Linked DNA regions of Homo sapiens: region 2 is linked to region 1. A link is a loop called in an ENCODE intact Hi-C map of the cell type or tissue named here. Cell type or tissue: natural killer cell. All regions are shown on one strand. Links, peaks and the distances in the headings refer to the core of each region. The heading gives the core; the rest is flanking DNA.

Evidence for each region. A loop is a pair of places that touch in the nucleus more often than their neighbours do. Peaks named below come from ENCODE experiments on the same cell type or tissue, not always from the same donor. Only the 100,000 strongest peaks of a DNase experiment are listed, where the experiment ranks them.
Region 2: a loop joins it to region 1, with 4 times the contacts of the local background. A loop is called at or near these places in 2 of 110 quality-filtered maps.

The regions. Positions count from the first base shown.
Region 1 is chr1:25,141,797-25,154,080 of GRCh38, reverse strand. No RefSeq gene overlaps it. Among named protein-coding and RNA genes, the nearest start is that of SYF2, 85 kb to the left of the region's middle. RefSeq lists enhancers at 7,576-7,665, 7,676-7,835. In natural killer cell, for the core only: CTCF peaks have their summits at 4,991 and 5,196 (motif pointing right); a DNase peak (open chromatin) is centred at 5,210; H3K27me3 peaks cover 467 bases.
Region 2 is chr1:25,058,717-25,071,000 of GRCh38, reverse strand. No RefSeq gene overlaps it. Among named protein-coding and RNA genes, the nearest start is that of LINC02793, 24 kb to the right of the region's middle. In natural killer cell, for the core only: no CTCF peak of the experiment used is centred there; DNase peaks (open chromatin) are centred at 4,470, 4,940, 5,960 and 6,300; H3K4me3 peaks cover 1,129 bases; H3K27ac peaks cover 2,166 bases.

The sequences.
Region 1 (12,284 bases), core at 2,190-10,189:
ATTATCAAGGTGGGCTCCATCTAATCACATGGGTCCTTCAAAGTAGAGAACCTTTATGGGCTGGGTCAGAGAGATGAGGTGGAAGGAGGAGAGATTCAAAGCGTGAGAGGGACTCAACCTGCTGTTGCTGGCTTTGAAGATGGAAGAGGGGATGTGAGCCAAGAAATGGAGGTGGCCCCTTGAAGCTGGAAATGGCCCTAAGCTGACAGCCAGTAAGGAAATGGGGATTTCAGTCTTGCAACCACAAGGAGCTGATTTCCGCCAATAACCAGAATGAGGAAGAAAACGGATCCTCCCCTAGGGCCCACAGAAAGGCATACAGCCCTGCTGACACCTTGACTTTAGCCTGGTGAGATCCATCTCAGACTACTGACCTACAGAACTGTAAAATAATACATTCATGTTGTTTTCATCCACTAAATTTGCGGTAATTTGTTAAAGCAGCAATAGAAAATTAATGCATCCTTAAATTCGAATTTGTCTGATTGCTTCTTCATGATTTAGATTCAGGTTTATTGGTTTTTTTCAACTAATTCGTTTTTAGATATATTAATCATCTAAAATGTATGTTCTCGATTTCATTAATTTCTACTCTATCATTTCCTTCATTCCACTTTCTTTGGAGTTATTTAAGTAGATATTTAACTCAGTTTTCATCCTTCATTCTTTGTGATATAACCACGTAAGGCTATACATTTTCTTCTAAGTGTTGCTATAGCTCATCCTACAAGTTTTTTTGTTTTTGTTTTTTTCTTTTTTTCCCTTTTTGTGGAGAACCAGGTCTCGCTATATTGCCCAGGCAGGACTCGAACTTCTGGGCTCAAGCTATGCCCTCGCCTCTATCTCCCTAAGAGCTGGGATTACTGGTGTGAGCCACTGTGCCTGGCCTGCATCTTACAAGTTTTTTATATATTTTCATTCTAAATATCTTTTAATTTCTACTCTGATTTTGTTTTTGGTCCAGGAGTCAATTAGAAATTTTTTTTATTATAAATTAGGAAACATATGGAGCTTCTCCAGTTAGTTTTTTTTTTTTTTTTTTTCAAGACGGAGTCTCTCTCTGTCACCCAGGCTGGAGTGCAGTGGCATGACCTTGGCTCACTGCAACCTCCGCCTCCCGGGTTCAAGCGATTCTCTTGTCTCAGCATCCCGAGAAGCTGGGACTACAGGCACCCCCCACCACACCCAGCTAATTTTTTGTATTTTTAGTAGAGACGGGGTTTCACTGTGTTAGCCGGGATGGTCTCGATCTCCTGACCCCGTGATTTGCCCACCTCCCAAAGTGCTGGGATTACAGGCGTGAGCCACTGCGCCCGGCCTTCAGTTAGGTTTTTGTCATTGATTTTCTAATTCATTTGTACTGTGCTTAGAGAATCTGATCTGCATGACACCAAATCTTTGAAATATTTATGAAAATTGTTTCATTTATGCTTGAAAGTATGCTGAGTGCAATAGTCTATATACATATTCATCACATCAAGCTTCTTAATTATTTCAGTCAAATTTTTTACATGCTTAACTGATTACTTTTGGTTTGTGTTTTTAGTTTTTCAATTACTGAAAAAAATGTGTTAAAATCTCTACTATGATGGTGGATTTGTCAATTTCTGTCAAATTTCCCCTAAATGTTTTTAGGTTATATTATCACTTGCATATAGGTTTAGAATTATTATATCTTCCTGGTAAAATGAACCTTTTATTATTAGTTAGTGACCTTCTCTATCCTTAAAGACACCTTTTGTGTTAAATTAATTGATGTTAATATAACTACCCAATCTTTTCTCATCTTGTTAGTATTTGCCTAGAGTATATTTTTCTATTCTTTCCCTTTTAGCCTTTCCGGGTATTTATGTTTTCATTGTCACTCTCATAAATGGTACTTACCTCGTTTTTAAAAAACCTACCCTGATAACTGAGATTTTAGGTAGTCTACAATTTATTTGTATTTTTTTCTTTGTATTTTGCTGCTTCTGTTTTTTTCCTACTGCCTTTTCTAGCCATTTTGGGGAGAGTGATTATTTTTCTAATTCCATCATAATTATTGCCTTAAAAGTTATATACTTTACTGTAGTTCTTTTAGTCATTATTCTATACTCACTTACTTAATCAGATTCTAAAATTAATCACCATTATCCTCTCCCCACAAATACAAGCATCTTCTAAAACTCCATCATCCCTCTTCCATTCTATTGTTGTCATGTATTTAAATTCCACTTTTTAAAAATTTTATTTTAATAGACAGGGTCTCACTCTGTCACCCAGGCTAGAGTGCAGTGGTGTAATCATGGTTCACTGCGGCCTCTATCTCCTGGGCTCAAGCAATCCTCCTGCCTCAGCCTCCTGAGTAGCTGGGATCACAGGCATGCCCCACTATGCCTGGCTAATTTTTTAAAAAGTTTTTTTTTGCAGAGGCGGGGGTCTCTCTGTGTTGCTTCTGGTTATGAACTCCTGGGCTCAAGTGATTCTCCTGCCTTGGCCTCCTAAAGTGTTGGGATTATAGGTGTGAGCTGCTGTGCCTGGCCACCACCTTGGGTTTTTAATCCTTATAATATTAATGGTTTGGTCAATCTATTGCTTGGATCTACTTACATAGTCACCATCTTCCTTGCTGTCTGTTCTTTTTGCATCTTTGACTTCCATCTGGGATCACTTTTCTCCTGCTGAAGGAGTACTTCAGCATTAAAAAAAAATGGCGGGGGAGATCTGTTTATGGCAGACTTGGCTCAGTTTTTATTTGTTTGAAAATGTCTTTGTTTCAGTCCCATTTAAAAATCTATTTTCTCTAGCTATAGAATACTAGTTATGTTTTTTCCAACATATTGAAGACATTATTCCACTGTGTTTTGGCAACTCTTATTGCTGTTGAGAAGTCAGCTGTTAATCTAATTGTCATTGACTTAGAGGCCATCTGTCTCATCTCCTTGGCTGCTTTTATAAATTTCTCTTTTTTCTTTGGTGTTTTGCAGCTTTACTGTGCTATGTCTAGGTGTTAGAGTTACCAGAAAAAATACAGAATGCTCAGCTAACTTTGAATTTCAGACAAACAACAAATACATTTTTAGTATCAGTATGTTCTAGTTATTGCATAAGGCATATTTATACTAAGAAACATTCTTCATTGCTTATCTGAAATTCAGATTTAACTGGGAGTTTTGTATTTTTATTTGCTAAATATCATAACCCTATTAGGTATTGATTTCTGATTATTTATCTGCTTGGGCTTTTTTTTGGATTCTTAAATGTGTGGCTATTTACTTTCATTATTTATGCAATATTTATGAAATTCATGAACATTTCTAGAGATGCTGGGTGATTTTGTGACCATTGTCTCTTCAAATATTGCCTCCGCCCCATTCTTTTTCTCCTTTCCTTTTGTAATCATGATTAGGTATATGTAACAACTTTTCACACTATTCTCCATGTATCTTACTCTCTCTTCTTTATTTTCTACTTCTGTGATTTCTGTGTTTCATTCTTCTTCAACTGTGTCTAATTTACTGTTAAACTAATCTACCGAGTTATAAATTTCAGTCATTCTGTTTTTTCATTTCTAGAAGTTCTTTTTAAAAAATCTATGAAGTCACTTTTCTAGATGCTCACTGTTTTTTTATTTTGCGTTTTTGAGATGGAGTCATACTCTGTTGCCCAGGCTGGAGTGCAGTGGCACTTGGCTCACTGCAGCCTCAACCTCTTGGGTTCAAGCGATTCTCCTGCCTCAGCCTCCAAAGTAGCTGGGATTACAGGTGCCTACCACCATGCCCAGCTAATTTTTGTATTTTTTAGTAGAGACGGGGTTTTACCACATTGGCCAGGCTGGTCTCGAACTCCTGACTTCAAGTGATCTGCCTGTCTCAGCCTCCCAAAGTGCTGGGATTACAGGCGTGAGCCACTGCACCCAGCCAATGCCCACTCTTTACTCATAATTGCGAATACCCTTTGAAAACATCATTAAACATGTTGAAATCTTTTAAAATCCTATGTCTAATGATTCCAGTGTTTGAGGTCTTCATGGGTCTAAATCTACTACCTGTTGTTTCTGCTGATTCCTGGTTACCTTGTGTGTTATGGAATTGTGACAGTGGGTTCATCTATCGGAATGTTATCTCTGGGCAATCTTTGAGACTGTGTTGAAGGTGGATTCCTACAGGGGATTTGCATTGACTTCTGCCAGAAGCCTGTGGTCGTTACCAATTTGAGACCACTTTAAATTAATTCTTGGTTTGGTATTTTTGGACCACCCAAGTAGAGTGAATTCAGGCTGTAAATCCTCTTATTGGGATTGGCTTGTAGCTACAAATTCTAAGGGAGAGGTTTCCCCTCTACGATCATTGCCAAGGCTCAGTATAAGCAATTTGCCTTGTAGTCCCTAGGGAGTACAGAGTAGGGTGGTTTCGTTCTAGTTCACCTTGACACCAATGTATAACTTTTTGGGGTCTTGGTTTTCTGCAGAGGGGATTTTCTGTTGCAGTCCTCACCTTGGGTGGGCTCTGGGCTTTGTCTCCGATCTCCACTCCACGTAGCTTAAGGGCATCATTAACATCTCTGAGTTCCAGTCTTCACTTAGTTTTTGGTTCTGAATATGCCTTATGTTTTTGAGAATTAATTGATGCAATTAAAGCTTTTTTTCCCTTCTAGCTGGCATATTTGGTTGTTTCTGGTGGGAGTGTCTAAAGAATATCTAGTACACCATCCTGCTGGAAATAAGACCTCCTTTTCTCCTGCTAGTAATTCTTTAGTGAAAACCTGTAAGATCAGCTTCTGAGTGTTCTTAATTTGTTTTTGGAATCCAAGTAGAGGACACTGTAAGATATGTCAATCACAGCAGTGAATCTTTAATTTGGGCTAGCAAATTCATTCATTCATCAAATTTTATCAAGCCTCTGTTAAAGGCCAGGCTTTTTGTTGGGTCCTGGGGATTCAGGATGGACAAGGCAGACTCAACTCCTATCTGCCCTCCTGAGGCTCACAGTCTAATGACTTGAATTTACAGTACAGTGCTAAGCACTTTACATCCTTGTTTAATTTAATCCTCATTACAGCCCTATGGGTTAGGTACAATCCTTTATAGATTAGGAAGAGAAGGCACAGAAAGACTATGTAAATTACCCACGATCAGACAACTTGCAAGAGGCAGATCAGGAACTCAAACTCACATTGCTCTGCTCTACAGTCTTTGTCCTTAACAGTTATGCTCTTGGTTGTGCCAAGAGAGGGCACTGTTGAGTATGCCAGGAAGAGAGGGTGCTTTCTTTTTTATATGTGTGAAGGAATTTGCCTGTAGAAGCCATTGTTAATTTTCTTAGGATAAATTTCAGTGACATGTCAGGCCAACACACCATCAGAGTGTAGAGCTCCAAGGTACAGGACTGAGGCAGATGACGGCTCATTTTCCAGAAGTCAGTAGCTATTTGCATGACACCATAACAACATTCCTAGATACTTGCCTGTGCTCATGGAAGACAACCAGGAAGGAGGACTCAGTAGCATCCAGAGCAGTACCGTGGGGTCATGGTGCTGTCGTTGCTGCTTACTTCTAGAATATGCAACCTGCAGAGCAAGTGTCAGAAGCCAACCCTGTCCTTGAATATGAGGCTAGCTGGTTTCCTGGATGAAAAATCAGGAGATCTTGGTGGCAAGGTCCTTCCCCTCAGTAGAACTCCGTTTCCTCATATATATAACAAGGACATTGGACTCTATGTTCTCTAAAGGACGCTTCCGCCTCTGACACTCTGTGCTTCTGTGATTTTGTGTGATGCCAAGAGAGGGACCATTTTCTATTCTGTGTCCAGGGAACAGCAGGGAGTAGAAAGTTAGGGAGCAGGAGCCCTAGCTTTTCCTGCCCCCAAGCACTGTCCCAGTTTGGCTACAGTGAAGTGAAATAGTGCCACATGTCCCAATCTTGCAATTCCTGGAATTCCTACAACTCCTTCCCAAACCAGCCTCAATGACATCTCTTCTAGAGGTCCTCCTTGATCCTCCCGTTTTGGGATTCCTAGAACACTTTGGCCAGATTTCTTCCGTAACACCTGTCTTTCCTTTCTTGCTAGACTGTTGAGCTTCTTGAGGGTCAGGTCTGGGTCTCTTGCACCCCCACACCCCCCACAGCATCCAGAGCAATGCCAGGTAAGTGCATGAACGCAAGAAGATCCAGCTTTTTTTTCCCAAACAAGTCTATGGGTAGGCCCAGATTTAAAAATAGGTAGCTCTTCTATATTCTATATATATATATATATATATATATATATATATATATATATATATATTAAACACATTTTATATAGCACAAAAACATAAAATAGTATTTCTATGGATTATAAATGTTCATGGTGGAAATTTAATAAATGTTAAAAAAAATGTAATGATGAAAATAACCATCCCCATGCACCCCCTCTCCCATCCTCTGATCACCCAGGGAATGCCATTGCTAATGTTTTGTTGGATTTCATTCCAGTCTTTTTTCTACATATAACAGTCCTGGCCACTTACTACATATAGAGTTTGCTTCTCTGTGCTTATTACTCAGGAGTTGGGAGCCTTTTCTCATAGCCTTAAATGTTCTTTGAGAACATGATATTTAATGGCTGTCGGGTGTTTCACACCTATTAAGGTCGGAGCTGTGAAGAGCTCAGCTGCCCAGAGGACCTGAGCTCAGTAGTGAGAGGCTTGTGGTGTCCTTGGAGGCTGGAAATAGACCATCTCCATCACCTCTGCTCTCAGAACTCCCACTCTGTTCTCAGGAACTGTGCGGTATCTCCTCTAACCCTCCTAAACGACGACAAGGAAGGCTCTACAGAGACAGAGCCTCTGGAAGGCTCAGAGAGACGAAGTGACTCACTGGAAGTGGCCAGCACACACAGTAGAGGAAGATGCCTATTCCCAAGCCTCCTGCAGTTATTTATTTATTTATTTATTTATTTATTTATTTATTTATTTATTAAGACGGAGTCTTGCTCTGTCGCCAGGCTGGAGTGCAATGACGTGATATTGGCTCACTGCAACCTCCGCCTCCCGGGTTCAAGCAATTCTCCCTGCCTCAGCCTCCTGAGTAGCTGGGATTACAGACATGTGCCACCACGCCCAGCTAATTTTTGTATTTTTAGTAGAGACGGGGTTTCACCATATTGGCCAGGCTGGTCTCGATCTCTTGACCTCAGGTGATCTGCCTGCCTCGGCCTCCAAAAGTGCTGAGATTACAGGCGTGAGCCACCGCGCCCGGCCCTGCAGTTATTTTTCACGTTGTTGTTGGCAGTCGAGGTTGCTGCTGGACACACTGAAAAAGAGAAAATAGTAACGTCTGGAGCAGGACCCTGTGGTTGGGCTGCTGGTGGGAGGCAGCCGGACCTCCTGGGAGGGAGAGTTGGAACCTCGCTCAGTTTGGTGGTGCTTCGGCTTCCCGGACCTCGAACTCCTGGGGCCCGTCCGCCTCCCTGCTCTGGCTTCAGACGCTGGCTGGAATGCTGCTCAGCACATTAGCTGTGAAGTTAACTGGCTCCGGATCACAAGTTCACTGGCTCCGGATCACAAGTTCACTGGCTCCGGATCACAAGTTCACCACTCTCTGTTCAGGGTGGCAAAAGGAACCTCGTCTGGTGGCCAGAGCCAAGGGAGGGAGAGAGTGGGAGGCTGTGGGGCCCCTGAGCAGTAAAGCATCTTCTCTGATGACTCCTCTCCCTTACATAGTCTTCAGTGATTCCTTAGCATGGAGAAGAGGCTGAGTTGGCTAATTATGAAGGGGGAAGGAAAAAAGACAACAAAACCCCCAGCTACCCTGTAACATAAAACGCTGCCTCCTCAAGACCTTTGTCATATTGTTCTCGCTCCAGAAACTTGGGGTTTCTCACCCTTGTGATATCTGTGCCTGGGCGTGCACCATTTGTCACTCTCAAAAACTGGCCCAGGAACACTTGGTGAGGGGTTATTGTGCTGCAGGAACGGCTCTTACATGAATAGGCATTCCTTTCCACCCACATGCTTGAAAACTGGTTATAATTAGAACCATTTCTACCTGTTCTGACACTTACAGCGGGAGTGTTCGTAGGGGTCCTGCCCAGAGCCCTGACCAAGCTGCGGAAGGCAGAGCCAGAAAGTGGGTTCTAATCCCACCCTCGGCCACTGTGGCTATTAGCTATGCTTCACTAAGAGTCCTACGGTTGGAAGTCCTTGGACCGTGAAGGAGAGAGCTGCACCTCCGCCTCGCGCCACCCCTGTCACATCCTGATTCTGTCTCTCGGGCCTTTCTCTCTCCTTCTGCCGGGAAGCCTGGGAGGGAACAGTTCTAGCCTGAATCCACAAGACGTTCGAATTTTGATATATTTTCACATAAAAATGTCAACTTTTTAGTGGAAGGAGCTTTAGAAATAATTTCATTGTGTGGTTTTCAACTCTTGGGGAGACTTAAAAAAAAAAAACCACGTATCTGGGCCCCACCCCAGTCTCCCAACGCAAGTGGTATTTTGAAAGGGCTCTCAGGTGGGTTTTCCTTTTTAATTAAACTTCTAATTTTGAAACAATTGTAAATTCACATGTAGTTGTAAGAAATAATACAGAAAAATCCTTTGTTCTCTTTGCCTCGTTTCTACCAATGGTAACATCTTGCAAAACTATAGTAGGGTATTGGCTGGCCGGTGTGGCTTACTCCCGTAATCCCTGAACTTTGAGAGGCTGAGGTGGGTGAATCCCATATATATATGTATACACACACATATATATATGTATATATATATATATACACACACACACACACATATATATATATATAGAGAGAGACAGATATATATATATATATATAGAGAGAGAGAGAGAGAGAGAGAGAGACAGAGAGAGAGAGCTCACACCTGCAATCCCAGCACTTTGGGAGGCTGAGGTGGGCGGATCACAAGGTCAGGAGATTGAGACCATCCTGGCTAACATGATGAAATCCCATCTCTACTTAAAAAAAAATACAAAAAATTAGCTGGGCGTGGTGGCACACACCTGTAATCCCAGCTACTTGGGAGGCTGAGGCAGGAGAATCACCTGAACCCAGGAGGCAGAGGTTGCAGTGAGCCAATATCGCGCCACTGCACTCCAGCCTTGGGTGACAGAGTGAGACTGTCTCAAAAAAAAAAATCTATCTATCTATCTATCTATCTATCTATCTATCTATCTATCTATCATCTATCATCTATCTATCTACCTCTTGATCGTAGGCATCAGAACAAGGATGCTGCCGTTGATACAGTCAAGATACAGAACAGTCTCATCTCCACAAAGATCCCTCATGCACTGACTTCCCTCTGCCCCCACTCCTCCTTTACTCCTGGCAACCCCTAATCTGTTTTCCATTTCTATGTCTAGTTTTGCCATTTCAAGAAGCTTGTATAAATGGAATTGTGCAGTATCCAACCGTTTGGGATTCAGTTGTTTCATTCAGCATAATTCTCCGAAGATTAATCCAGGTTGTGCGTAGCAAGGGTTCGTTGCTGTCTATGGCTGAGTTGTGCTCTGTGGTGTGGACATACCATAGTTTGTTCACCACTTACCCGTTGAAGGACATCTGGATTGTTTCCAGTTTTTGGCTGTTAGAAATAAAATTGCTATAAACATTCTTTACAGCTTTGTGTGTGGTGAACATGAGTTTTCATTTCTCTAGGACAAAGGCCCAGGATTGCAATTGTCATATGATAGTTGCATGTTTAGTTCTCAAAGAAACTGCCAAACTCCAATGGCTGTTCAATTTTACATTTCCACCAGCAACATCTGAACGATCCAGTTTCTCTGCATCTTCACCAGCATTTAATGTTGTCACTATTTTTTATTTCAGCCATTCTGATAGGTATGTAGTAACATTTCATTGCTTTTTTAATTTTTAAAAAATTGATACATACAATTATACTAATTGATGGTGTACATGTGATTTTTTTGGATACATGCATAGAATGTGTAATGAAAAAAATCAGGGTCATCAGTATATCTATCACCACAAACACGGATTATTTCTTTGTGTTGGGACCATGTGATTTTATTGAAGTTTCATTGGACACCTTTTCATGTGCTGATTTGCCATTTGTATGTCCGCTTTGGTGAAATCCCAGGCAGTGTTAACAGGCAGTGTTGGTCACACACCAGGTCTGGTCTACCCCACTGGACTTAGTTTGCTGCCCAAGCCCTTTCTGTAGCAAGGAGCAGACTCTCTCCTTCTAGACAGTCCTGCTTGTCAGTAGATGCTTCTTGGCCGGGCATGGTGGCTCACACCAGTAATCCCAGCACTTTGGGAGGCTGAGGCAGGCAGATCACTTGAGGTCAGGAGTTCAAGACCAGCCTGGCCAACATGGTGAAACCCTGTCTCTACTAAAAAATACAAAAATTAGCCAGGCATGGTGGCAGGCACTTGTAATCCCAGCTACTCAGGAGGCTGAGGCAGGGAGAATTGCTTGAACCCGGGAGTCAGAGATTGCAGTGAGCCGAGATTGTGCCACTGCACTCCAGCCTGAGTGACAGAGTGAGACTCCACCTCAAAAAAAAAAAAAAGTGCTTCCTGCTGAGCCCTCTGCCCATTAACACAGGTCCTCTTGTTATTTGAAACATCTTTAGTGACTTAAACTGTGCCATGTAATGTATTGGTCACATCCATCAGGTGCACTTGGCTGGTGCCCATATCTCTGGGTCCACAGGCCCATCGGACTGGAACCCAGACCTCTGAGGAGGAGGCACTGGCAGGCTAGTGTGGGGATCTGGGTGAGTGAGGGTGGGGGCAATAAAGCTGTTCTGCAATTGTTGGAAAAACTATAAAGTGGATTCAGCTGCCACTCCCAGAAAGACCTGTGGCTGCCAAGGTGAAGGAGACAGAATTTAATATATTGTTAATTAGGTATGAGGTTGTTTTTTGTTTGTTTGTTTGTTTTGTTTTGAGACGGAGTCTCGCTCTGTTGCTCAGGCTGGAGTGCAGTAGCGGGATCTTGGCTCACTGCAACCTCCGCCTCCCTGGTTCAAGCGATTCTCCTGCCTCAGCCTCCTGAGTAGCTGGGATTACAGGTGCGTGTCACCATGCCCGACTAATTTTTGTATTTTTAGTAGAGACGGGGTTTCATCATGTTGGCCAGGCTGGTCTCGAACTCCTGACCTCGTGATCCGCCCGCCTCGGCCTCTCAAAGTGCTGAGATTACAGGCGTGAGCCACCAGGCCGGGCCTCTGATGTTGTTAATTAAGTAACCAAAAGGGTCAAAATAGAACGCTGAGGTATTATAGAAGTAATAGCCCCTAGAGCTGGGAGAAGAAAAGGAAGAAGTGGGAATTAGAGAAACTCGGCCTTCTGAGGAGAGGGTACTGCGCAGCTGGGGCTGGTATTCCTAATCTCACAGGAGAGGCCCCGTGGTCCCTGGACCCAAACTTTTAAGGAAGACAGGCAATGAAGCTGCTTCTGCAATTGCTGGAAAAACTGTAAGCAGATTCAGCTGCTGCTTAGGAAGGACTTGCTCCTGCCAGGGTGAAGGAGCATTGCGAGGGTGACCCTTTCAGGAACAGGAAGCGAAGGGAGTGAGTCCCTTCCTCCTCCAGCCTTTCCAGCCTCCCATTAGTCCCCTGTAGGCAGAAACAAACTAGCTGGTTAACGGAAACTGGTTTGTGGGGTCCCTGCCCCAGCATCACAGAGTAGACATGGAAGGGCAGGTTTTGAGGTGAGAAGCAAGAGCTCAAGGACCAGCATAACAGCCAGGAGTTCGGGCTCTGCAATCAGACAGGCCTGGGTTGCAATCCTGGCTCTTTCCAGCTCTGTGGTTTGGAGCAGGTCACTTCACCTCCTGGAGGCTCAGTTGTCCCAGAGATGAAATGAGGATAATAATGTTCTCATTTCTGAACTGTTTATGAAACTGAAATGACAGAATGCAGGTAAAGCAGTTGGCACCATGCCTAGTACATAGAGTATTCAATAAATAAAACTTTGTAATGCATATACTCACAATCGATATATAAATGAGTGGTTCTGGGGTATTTTGAACAGGAGCCTGTGACAATGGAAAGGGCAGCAGCTAAGAAGCCAGAGACCTGAGCTGTCATCTCCGCTCTGGTTGCTTGCTGTGTGACCTTGTAAAAATCACTTATCCTCTGTGGACCTTAGGTTCTTCAGGGGTAAAGAGAGAGGTTGGAATACATGGTCTCCAAGGCATCTTTCTAGTAGAACAGACTTGGCCCCTGCCGTCAAGGGGCCATGCACAAGTCACGTTTGTAGCAAACGTTTATTTGTGCAGGGAATGAAAAGTAAACTGGTCAACGACATTTAGTGGATGGAAAACAAGACTCCGTGTACT
Region 2 (12,284 bases), core at 2,196-10,195, 83 kb after region 1:
CATAGGCCCCATCTGGTGGGTCTCCACTCCCTCCCAGGAGACTCCTGTTGTGAAACACCCCAGCCTAACATGGAAGCTGTGGATCTCTGAACTCAGGCAATCGGCCATCAGCATTTGTCTCAGTCTGCTCTGGTTGCTGCAAAAAAACACCACAGATGGGGTGCTTAAACAACACACAGTTACTTCTCACAGCTCTAGAGTCTGAGAAGTTCAAGATTAAGGTGCCGGCCAGTTTGGTTCCTGGTGAGGGCTCCCTTCCTATCTTGCAGATGGCCACCTTCTCACTGTGTCTGCGTGTGGTGGAGAAAGAGTGATTTCTCCCTCTTCCTCTTCTCATAAGGGCACTAATCCCATCATGAGGGGCCAGCCTCAAGACTGCATCTAACCCTGATTACCTCCCAAAGCTCCCATCTCTAAGTACCATCACATTGTGGGGGTTGGACTCCAACCAATGAATGTTTGCAGGGACACAATTCAGTCCATAGCAGCATTTGTTGGAGGCCTGAGGGCCAAGTAGGAGTACATGGGATCTGGAAGGACCCTCAGTGGTTTTATTCTAGAGGATCAGCATCATGAGGGCAGGTGCTGTGTCTGTCTGGGGCCCAGAACACAGTGTGGCACGTGGCAGGTGCTTGGAACATACTTGTTAAATGGAAGGGGGAATCCAGCACTCTCCTATTAGGTGGAAAAACAGGCTGAGCTAGCTAGGGCAAAGGGTATGTCCAGCATCATGCTGAAGGCTGACGGCCACACCGGGAAAAGGGCTGCCCCTCAGACCAGTTCAGCTCCACTTGCATCCTTTTATTCGACATTTATTTATTAATACCTACTGTATCCCAGGGAGCATTCCAGTGCAGGAGGTACAGCAGTGAGCAAAACTGACTGTCTGATTTCATGGAGCCTACTCTAGTGGGGAGAGGAGGGCAATAAACAAGATTAAGAATTAAAATAGATAGGATGTCAGGTGCTGACAGATGCCATGCAGAAAAGGAGTAGATCCAGAGGGGAGAGACAATGAAGAGAGGGCTGGAGTCCTTAAAACAGACATGTCCGGGAAGGCATCTCTGGGAAGGTGACATTTGAGCAAGGCCTAAAGGAAGATGGCGGTTTAAAACTATGCCCCCAAATTCCTTGATATTCTTCCCTTCAAGAGACGAGTTTAGGCCAGCCACGGTGGCTCCTGTCTGTAATTCCAGCACTTTGGGAGGCCGACGTGGGCGGATCACCTGAGGTCAAGAATTCAAGACCAGCCTGGCCAACATGGTGAAACCCTGTCTCTACTAAAAATACAAAAATTAGCCGGGTGTGGTGGCAGATGCCTGTAGTCCCAGTTACTCAGGAGGCTGAAGCCAGAGAATCGCTTGAACCCGGGAGGTGGAGGTTGCAGTGAACAGAGATTGTGCCACTGCACCCCAGCCTGGATGACAGAGCAAGACTTCATCTCACAAAAAAAAAAAAAAGAGAGAACTTAATTTTCTTTCCTTGGAGTGTGGACTGAACTTGGAGACTCACTTCAAGCTAGTAGAATGTGCCACAAACCAAGGCTTATGACTTCCATGGGTAGGTCATGAAATACGTTGCAGTTTCTGGTTTGCTCTTTCACTTGGAGGACCGCTCTGGACAAAACCAGCTGCCATGCCATGGAGAGGCCCACCTAGAGAGGAACTAACCCCTTCTTCCAGCAGCCAGGGAGGAACCAAGGCTTCCTGCCAGCAGCCTTGTGAATGCGCCACCTGGGAAGAGGACCCTTCTGCCCCGGTCAAGCCTTCAGATGGCTGCAGCCGCTGCCAACATTCCCAGAGCAGTGTCATCCGAGGGCCTGAGCCAGAATCAGCCACTCCTGGATTTCTGACCCATAGAAACTGTGTGATAATACGTGCTTGTTGTTTTAAGCTACTAAATTTTGGGGTAACTTGTTATGCAGCAGTAGACAAATATAGAAAGGGAAGAGTCAACCGTAGGGAAACTGGGGGTGACAGTGACCAGCAGAGGGAGTAGCAGGTGCAAAGGCCCTGAGCCTCCACATAGGGAAGGTGGAGACAGCACCTGTGGCCCAGCCCCCCATCTGGTTGGTCCTCAGTGTCTTTGTTTGCCACCAGTGCTCTCTTGACCCCTCCAGGGGTATTATTGAATGAGAAATTTGATGAAAGACCCAGGAAGGCTCAGAGAAGTTAGGGACTTGCTCAGCCACATGGCCAGTTGTGGCGAACCTGAGATGTGGGCTCACTCCAAGCAGGCATCTTCCGTGTTATGGCCACCAACGCTGACTTCTGACCCCTTCCCACACCTCCTGGATCAGACTTCCCAGAGGAGGGGCCTGGAATCCCCACTTTTATCACTTCCTGGGTGATTTGGATCCATGTTCCTGATGGCAAGCCCCTGCCCTGCAGGCCTCGGTTTCCTTGGGTTCTCTGCAGCTCCTGATCTTCAAGCCTCCCAGCCAAGACCATCTCATCCTTCAGAATCTACCCCAGGTGTTACCTCCTCTAGGGAGCGTTCCCCCGACCCTTCCCTGATCCCCAGGGTCAGAACTCCCAGCCACAGGTGGGTGCTGAGCCCTGCTCTGGCCCCTCTTCCACAGAGGTATTAATGATTGTCCATGTCATTGCTCTTAAACACTGGCTCGCCATTATTCATTTAGACGTCTGAGTCCCTGAGGCTGGAGAACACGTATGCTGTACCCCATACAAGCCCAAAAGCCAGTGTAGGGCCTGGAGCCTCATAAACTCCAGGCCCTACAGTACAGTGCAGTGTTCTGGATGGGGAGAAAAATCAAAAGATGGAAAAAAAATTGGAAGAAAGGAAGAAAAGGATAGGAGGAAGATGGGGAGAAGATGAAGGAGGGATAAGAGGAGAGACAGGAAAATTGTGAGGAGGGATGAGAGGAAGGACGGGGGGAGGGTTGAGAGGCGGGATAGGAGGAGGGACAGGAAGAACCAGGAGGAGGGTGGGAGGAGGAATAGGGAGAGTCCAAAAGAAGGCTTAGAGGAGGGATGACAAGGGGCTGGAGAGTGAAAGGATGGATAGGAGGAAGGTTGGGAGGGGAGGGATGGGGAAATGAATGCATGAATGAGTATCCAAGTGGGTGAACACAGTCTCTCCAACCACCGTGGCTCCCGTCTACCCAGACAGGAGTTGCAACTTGCTGTAACTCCAGGCGGGCTCGGCTAAGTTAACCAGGCCTCTGTTTTACTAACGCCCTCTTTTGCAGCAGAGGCAATTAGAGCTAACGGCTGGAAGCTTCTCCCCAGGCAGCCCCACCTGCCCTGTCCTGTCCCATTAACTTCCAATTCAACAGCCATCCCTGACCTGCAATGTATAATGAAAGACATTCAAAATATATCCAAATGGCATGAGTATTGATTTATTAATGCTGGGGAATGTTGCTCTAATTGAATTGAGATCCAGGAAGTAAGTTAATGTAGCTGACGGTGCTACAGGAATTGAATTACCCCAGGGCCCAGAATTATTACCTTTTCACTCTCTTTGTTGTCAGTGGGATAAATAACAAATCAATTGACGATTCACCCTGGTGGCAAGAAAAAAAGGCCCACGGAGCCCTGGGCACAGGGCTGGGGAACAGGCATGGGTGAGGGGTGAGGAGCTTCCTGGAGGAGGTGGAGCGGGAAGGGGAGAAGAGGAGGGTCGGCCCCTAGGCTTAGAACCCTGCCTGAACTCCCTACTCTTGCCAGCTTCTCTATTCCAGCAGCCAGAGTTCCATAACCCACAAGCTGCCCGGGCTGGAACAGCCATCTCTGCCCACTGAGGGCATCCCTCACTGCCTCTCTGGGGTCCAGAGAGTGGGATGAAGTTTCTCCAAGTCACCCGGAGAGTCTCACCACATCCCTGGCCTCACTTCTGTTTGCTCATCCTCAGGTGTCTGCGCCTGGTCCCTCTCCTTCTCCCTCTCGCCCTGGGCTTCCTATCTCTAAGGGTCCTCTGTGGTTGGAGGCCTCCACTGGGCAAGGGTTTCTGTCCCTCTGTGGAAGGCCTGATGTTCCTTTCACCTTGCCACTGAGAGATTCGTGCAAGAATTCTGGAAACGTCTGAGAGGAAGAAAGATTCTGGTTTGCTCCATTGTAAGGAAGAACCCCAGGAGTGAGGCCAAGAGGTTACAACTTCAACTAGCATCTTCCTTAAAATCCCCTGCACTCCTCTTCCCCGTTGTGTCTTCCAGCTTTCTCTCTGCCTCACCTCCAATGCCACACCTTTTAGGGGCGTGGCAGTCTCTTCAAAATAGAGGCTTGTGGACAAAGGCATGCCTGGTTTGCAAACCTAGGAATGCTCGTTGCTAGCTTTGCAACCTTATTGAATTCTTACCTCGGAGCCTCAATTTGCCCACCCATCAAATAAGAGCAAACCCCCCTTGAACCTCACACACTGGTGGCTCAGAAGTGCTGCAGAAAACACTCAGCTGTCAACGACAGCGGGGCTGGCGAGTGGCTGCCAGGGACCACATGCTCCTCCTGCCAGACGCCTCCAGCCGTCGGCTGTCCAAATGGGTGTCTGCAGAGCAGCCCGGCTGGCCGTGTTCTGGTCAAGGAAGAGAAAGGCTGAGTTAATTAAATCAACAGCTAACAGTGCAGGTTACCCACAAAAGTGAACTTTAGTGCCCCTAAAACCACTGACCAAAGGAGGGCTGGGAAAAAAAAAAGAAACCACAGTTGGAGTAAAATGGAAAAAGAAATCAGCAGCTCTCCATCACTTCAGCTGGCCACAGGTATCAGAATATTAATTGGTCTTTGACTCGATTTGGCTGTGGGAGTCAGGGCAGGCTGTGGCTTCGGGGAGCCTGACAGCACCATGGGGCCAGCGCAGGGCAGGCTGGGAGCTCACTGGCCACAGGGGAGGGGAGGGGAGAGGGGCGGGGGCCTGGGGCCTGGGAGGACGCACTTGTGAGCAGGGGGGTGGGCGGGTGTGAGTGTGGAAGTGGGTGTGGGCGCCCTGCGGGTGTGAGGCATGAGAGGCACGTGTGAGTGTGGTGAGCTGGCCGGGCCACACGCAGCGTCACTTGAAAAGAGCCCAAACCGTGCTGGGTGCAGAAAAGCTCTCCAGGCATGCTGGCTGTTGTTCTCATCTGGTTCTCACAACAGCTCCAGCAAGAAGGAGGCAATTCCGTGAAGGAGGCGGTGGAGGCTGGCAGATAGGGCTTGCCAGGTCTCTCCCGAGAGCTCCCGCCGCAGCTGCAGCAATCACGACACAGATCATGATATGGTTAGTTCATATTTAGGAAGTGACTGGTGGGACTTGAGCCCACTGCCAGGCACGGAGGAGGCACCGGAAGCATTTGGGTTGAATTTGCTCAGACTCTGAATCTGTGCTCTGGACAGGCACCTGTGCCCGGCCCAGGCCCTGCACTCTTTTCCAGTGGCTTCTCAGGGGTCGGCCTGCAGCAGCCAGGGGTGGGTATCCATGCCGTGGCGGAGAGATCAGAGTTGCACTGTGGGGAGTGGCTTTCTTTTGCCTGCAGCTGCTGCTTGGTGTTCTCTGCCGCTCACGGCCTATGAGCACAGAGATTGTGTCCTGCTCTTCCGCCTGCTGCCCACCCATTACATGTGCCCATGGAACATAAGAAGAGCAAGTCATCTATCTGAGGGGCATACCCGCTGCTGGGGACAGGTTCAGTGGAGCTCATGAGTGGTGTGGAGGGGCAGCAAGTGCCCAGCAGACCCTCAGGAGCACCTGGATGCACTTTGAGTTTGGGGGAGTCGGGAGGATGCAGTCTCTTTGCAGCAGTGCCCCCCATGCCTGGACAGAGGCCTTCAACCAAGGAAGGTCTGCTCAACTCCCCAGCCCTCTTTATTGATTTTGGGACACTGTGGGCAAGAAGGGCTCTTAGATCACTTGTCTGGCCCTTCAGTTCATAAAGGAAGTGATGAGGCACAGAGAGGGGAAGGGACTTGCTTGAGGTCACAGAGCAAGTCAGAACGCAGGGCTCCAGGTTTCCAGCTCCAGGCCTCTCAGACTTCCGTGCTTCCAGGGGCCATGTCGGTGACATTAAAACCATAGTGCAAGTGACAATGTGGCAACTGACGTTGGCTTCAGTGTCAGGAAGGCAAGAGGGAGAGTCCTTGTCTGATCCCAGGGAGGGGGGGCTGCCACCCAGCAGGAAGGTGGGCTTTATTCCACCAGAGCTTCTGCTTTTTCCAGCAAAGTTGGAAATCGGGGTTTTCATGTGATGTGAAGTTTTACAATTGTTAAATGTTGACAAAGCTAAAACAAAAAAAAATTCAAAAGCATGGTGACATGCAAAGCAAAATGACTCATTTGACACCTGTGGGTTACAAGTTTGCCACCTTGGGACTGTCTTTCTGTGGGGCTTGGTGGGTGGAATTGTGGGAGGAGGCGAAAGGCCTAGATGCTGCCAAGAGGATCTGAGCTTTGAGACACTGTTGTCTGATTATATTCATTCATTCATTCATTCATTCATTCATTCATTCATTCACCCTCTGGTCTGGGCTTTGCAGTCTCTCTTCCTTGTTTCAGGGGGTCTGCCTTCCCGTTGGCAAAATAACCTTGTTCTGAGATTCCCAACATCCCAGCAGCCAGACTACGGGCAATGAAGGATTTCCAGGGAACATGGGAACCTGCTGGTATCTCTCCTTGCATTTTTCTGGATAAGGTTTAAGGGCTTTCTTGGTGCGGTGGAGAGTGAAGCTGAGCTGCAGAGCCCACTCTAGACAGACCTAACCCCTAGTCCTGGTCCCATTCCTACCCTGGGGATTAAAATTTGGGATTGGCAGATCAGGTTTGGATCCAGGTTCTGCCACTAACAAGCTGTGTGACCTTAAACCAGTGACTACCCCTCTCTGAGCCTCGGAAAGAAGACCCTGCAGATGCCTGGCCCAAGTCCCCTCAGCCTTCACTTTTTCCCATTTGGTGCTGCTTACTGCACACGCCATGACTGTTTGCCCGAGGGCATTTCCTCTCTGTGTGAGTGAAATCGAAGCTGAAGGGCTTTGAGCCCTGGAACATATGCATCCGCTGAAGCAGCCCTCGGGCAGTAAGGCCTGAAGGCAGACAAATATCCCAGCCTCCTGTCCCCTCAGTTGGGATGATCCTGGGGCATATTCCACGCCATCTCCCAGCAAGCCCCAACCACTTTGGTTGCCCGCAGTGGTCATTTGTTTAATGACTCAGCCTTTTATGTCTTTCTTCCCTTCCCTGTCTCATTTCTCCTCTTCCTTACCGGTATTTCCTGGTATCATCTCTGAAATGCACTACTCACAGGGAACTGAGCCCTCACCTAAGGGCTGCTTCTGGGGGACACCATACTAAGAACCTCAGTTTATGCAGCTGTCAAATGGGTCCACTTACCATCAGCATAGCTTCAGAATTGCTGTGAGGGTAAACAACTTACTGCATATGTAAAATGCCTGGGAGCTGCCTGGTACCCTGCTAGCCTTTCCTCAATGGGTGGTAGGTTTTTTTATTTTTTATTTTATTTTTATTTTTATTTTTTAGACAGATTCTCACTCTTGTCGCCCAGGCTGGAGTGCATTGGCAACATCTCGGTGCACTGCAACCTCCGTCTCGCAGGTTCAAGTGATTCTCCTGCCTCAGCCTCCTGAGTAGCTAGGATTACAGGTGCCCACTACCATGCATGGCTAATTTTTTGTACTTTTAGTAGAGACGGGGTTTCACAATTTTGGCCAGGCTGGTCTTGACTCCTGACCTCAGGTGATCCGCCCACCTCGGCCTCCCAAAGTGCTGGGATTACAGGCATGAGCCACCGGGCCTGGCCAGGTGGTAGGTTTTATTGTTGTTGATGAAGGTGTTGTGACATTGGGCTGACCCCCAGGTCCCAATTTCAGGTCCTTTAGGGCAGTTTCGATGTGGGGGCCTGGCTGCTGCAGGAGGGCCTCAGGGGCTGGCTTGTGCACTGAGGGTGAAAGAGGCAGGAAAGACAGTGGCCTCTGTGGTGGGGACAGAGGGGATAGTGGGGTCTGGGTAGCAAGAGGGTTGGGCCCCCAGGGGAGCGCATTGGCACTACCCCTGCCCCCAGACCTCAGAGTTGTTATTGAAAATGGTGCTAATGGGGCCAAGCCCAGCTGTCACCATCAAGGGAGTGGGCACCACAAGGGAAGGGGGCAGAGGATGAAGGGGACCCTGTAGCCTGGTATGCCCCATGGCCACCTCATGTTTTAGGAGTTGCCTGAACTGAGTCTCCAGCAGGGGCAGGGTTTAAGAGAGACAGAGTCTGCTGAACTCAGAACAGAAGACTTCTGGGGTGGTGGTGCAAAGGCCTGGCTGTCTCCCTGGAAGAGCACATGCGAGATCTTTAACCTGCCCAGATTCTGGGGAGGCCACAGAGGTCAAGATCCCAGTAGGTTCTTGAGCCAGAACCTTGGTCAAGACACTCCCCACCTCCCGCCCCCTAATCAGTTTCCTCATCTTTAAAATGGAACTAAAAAGAATCCCACTGACTTCCTAGGCTTGTTTTGAAGTGTCCATAAAATAAAATTGAGCCAGAGAAGCATGTGCAAGCTCCTTCCCTGGGAAAGATCATGGCCTCCCTTCTCTGCCCAGGCCCTGAGCTTGTCCCTGTCTATGCCTCTGACCTTCTGCCTGCCTGGCCTGGAGGGTGGAGGTGCTGCACCTACATTTTCTTCCGACTTACCTGCCTTTGGCTGCAAACCTCACACAAACTCAGGGGGCCTGTGGTTGCAGCAGAATCTTTACGTCCAAAGGGATGTAGCTCCCTTTGGGATAAAGGGTTTAGGGTGCCCCCCAAAGCCTTTAAGGAATGAGGTTCCAAGTGAATCTCTTGTCTTCAATCAGTAGTATCCGTCCCTGCCACCAACACACACACATACTCACACACACACACACGTGTCCTCTCTCACAATCCTGCACGAACCTCCTGGGAGAGCCGTTCTGGACTTGGTCTCTGAGTTCCCACAGCCAGAATCACCCTCTCCTGCTTCACAGCCATCTTGCTCAAGAATCCTAAATCAAGCACCTGAGAGTGTGCAAAGCCCCGTCGTGTACTCAACTCTCTCATTTGCTCCACAGAATCGCCCCTTGAGGGTTGTAGGTCACAGTTAAGATTCCCATTTTGCAGATAAGAAAACTGAGCCAGTGGCCAGGACTAGGGTGAGGCAGGCAAGAGGCCCGGGGTGTAAAATCTAAGGAGGTGCTTGTGGTGTGGCACCCATCCGGCACGCGTGGGAGCCTGGGGGTGAGCTGCCCTGTGCCCCTCGCTTGACTCCATCCTCACCGTGGGCCACTGAGTCCTGGCTCTGAAGCTGAGGCTGGAGGGGCTCCAGGACCTGCCTGAGTGTCTCAGTGAGGAGGTGGCAGAGCTGTCACCAAGGTCCCTTTTCCCTGACCCTGGGCTGGGGCTCTTTCGTCTACACCACAGTGAGATAATATTTTTGGATGGAGGGATTTTTAGTGGGGAAAATGACCCTGGTAGAAGGAAGAGGGGTTTGTGTGGGGTTTTGGTTTTTGGTTAAATACAAGACCTGGAAATACACCAGGAGTCTGTCCAGGAACAGCTGGGAAAGCCCTTCGTGCACACAGTATGAGGCCCAGTGTGGGGGTTTGCAATTCTCATGATTCTTATCAGTCTTCCAGAAGGAGGGGACACCTCAGCATTGGGAGGTACTAGTGTCCTCAGGGGTGTGGGAACAGGACTATTTGGCAGAATCTGGTAACACTAACAAGTGCACAAATCCTGAGGCGCAGCCATCCCACCTCTAGAAGTAACTGGAATGGCTGCTGATGCTCCTGACGCGGCAGGCATTGTTCTTAGTGCTCTACACGGTATAACTCATTGCATGCTCACAGGGGCCTCTGAGGTAGGTGCAGTTATTGTCCCCATTTTCCAGATGAGGAAACTGAATTCCAGAGAGACCTGTCCAAGGTCACTTAGCCCGTAAGTGGCAGAGCCGGCTCCTGTGTCTGTGCTCTAAGCTGCTGTCTTTTTCATTTATTTATTTATTTTTATTATTATTATACTTTAAGTTTTAGGGTACATGTGCACAATGTACAGGTTAGTTACATATGTATACATGTGCCATGCTGGTGCGCTGCACCCACTAACTCGTCATCTAGCATTAGGTATATCTCCCAATGCTATCCCTCCCCCTTCTCCCCACCCCACAACAGTCCCCAGGGTGTGATGTTCCCCTTCCTGTGTCCATGTGTTCTCATTGTTCAATTCCCACCTATGAGTGAGAATATGCGGTGTTTGGTTTTTTGTTCTTGTGATAGTTTACTGAGAATGATGATTTCCAATTTCATCCATGTCCCTACAAAGGACATGAACTCATCATTTTTTATGGCTGCATAGTATTCCATGGTGTATATGCGCCACATTTTCTTAATCCAGTCCATCATTGTTGGACATTTGGGTTGGTTCCAAGTCTTTGCTATTGTGAATAATGCCGCAATAAACATATGTGTGCATGTATCTTTATAGCAGCATGATTTATAGTCCTTTGGGTATATACCCAGTAATGGGATGGCTGGGTCAAATGGTATTTCTAGTTCTAGATCCCTGAGGAATCGCCACACTGACTTCCACAATGGTTGGACTAGTTTACATTCCCACCAACAGTGTAAAAGTGTTCCTATTTCTCCACATCCTCTCCAGCACCTGTTGTTTCCTGACCTTTTAATGATTGCCATTCTAACTGGTGTGAGATGGTATCTCATTGTGGTTTTGATTTGCATTTCTCTGATGGCCAGTGATGGTGAGCATTTTTTCATGTGTTTTTTGGCTGCATAAATGTCTTCTTTTGAGAAGTGTCTGTTCATGCCCTTTGCCCACTTTTTGATGGGGTTGTTTGTTTTTTTCTTGTAAATTTGCTTGAGTTCATTGTGGATTCTGGATATTAGCTCTTTGTCAGATGAGTAGGTTGAGAAAATTTTCTCCCATTTTGTAGGTTGCGTGTTCACTCTGATGGTAGTTTCTTTTGCTGTGCAGAAGCTCTTTAGTTTAATTAGATCCCATTTATCAATTTTGGCTTTTGTTGCCATTGCTTTTGGTGTTTTAGACATGAAGTCCTTGCCCATGCCTATGTCCTGAATGGTAATGCCTAGGTTTTCTTCTAGGGTTTTTATGGTTTTAGGTCTAATGTTTAAGTCTTTAATCCATCTTGAATTGATTTTTGTATAAGGTGTAAGGAAGGGATCCAGTTTCAGCTCTCTACATATGGATAGCCAGTTTTCCCAGCACCATTTATTAAATAGGGAATCCTTTCCCCATTGCATGTTTTTCTCAGGTTTGTCAAAGATCAGATAGTTGTAGATATGCAGCGTTATTTCTGAGGGCTTTGTTCTGTTCCATTGATCTATATCTCTGTTTTGGTTACTGTAGCCTTGTAGTATAGTTTGAAGTCAGGTAGTGTGATGCCTCCAGCTTTGTTCTTTTGGCTTAAGATTGACTTGGCGATGCGGGCTCTTTTTTGGTTCCATATGAACTTTAAAGTAGTTTTTTCCAATTCTGTGAAGAAAGTCATTGGTAGCTTGATGGGGATGGCATTGAATCTGTAAATTACCTTGGGCAGTATGGCCATTTTCACGATATTGATTCTTCCTACCCATGAGCATGGAATGTTCTTCCATTTGTTTGTATCCTCTTTTATTTCATTGAGCAGTGGTTTGTAGTTCTCCTTAAAGAGGTCCTTCACGTCCCTTGTAAGTTGGATTCCTAGGTATTTTATTCTCTTTGAAGCAATTGTGAATGGGAGTTCACTCATGATTTGGCTCTCTGTTTGTCTGTTTTTGGTGTATAAGAATGCTTGTGATTTTTGTACATTGATTTTGTATCCTGAGACTTTGCTGAAGTTGCTTATCAGCTTAAGGAGATTTTGGGCTGAGACAATGGGGTTCTCTAGATATACAATCATGTCGTCTGCAAACAGGGACAATTTGACTTCCTCTTTTCCTAATTGAATACCCTTTGTTTCCTTCTCCTGCCTGATTGCCCTGGCCAGAACTTCCAACGCTATGTTGAATAGGAGTGGTGAGAGAGGGCAGCCCTGCGTTGTGCCAGTTTTCAAAGGGAATGCTTCCAGTTTTTGCCCATTCAGTATGATATTGGCTGTGGGTTTGTCATAGATAGCTCTTATTATTTTGAGATACGTCCCATCAATACCTAATTTATTGGGAGTTTTTAGCATGAAGGGTTGTTGAATTTTGTCAAAGGCCTTTTCTGCATCTATTGAGATAATCATGTGGTTTTTGTCTTTGGTTCTGTTTATATGCTGGATTACATTTATTGATTTGCGTATATTGAACCAGCCTTGCATCCCAGGGATGAAGCCCACTTGATC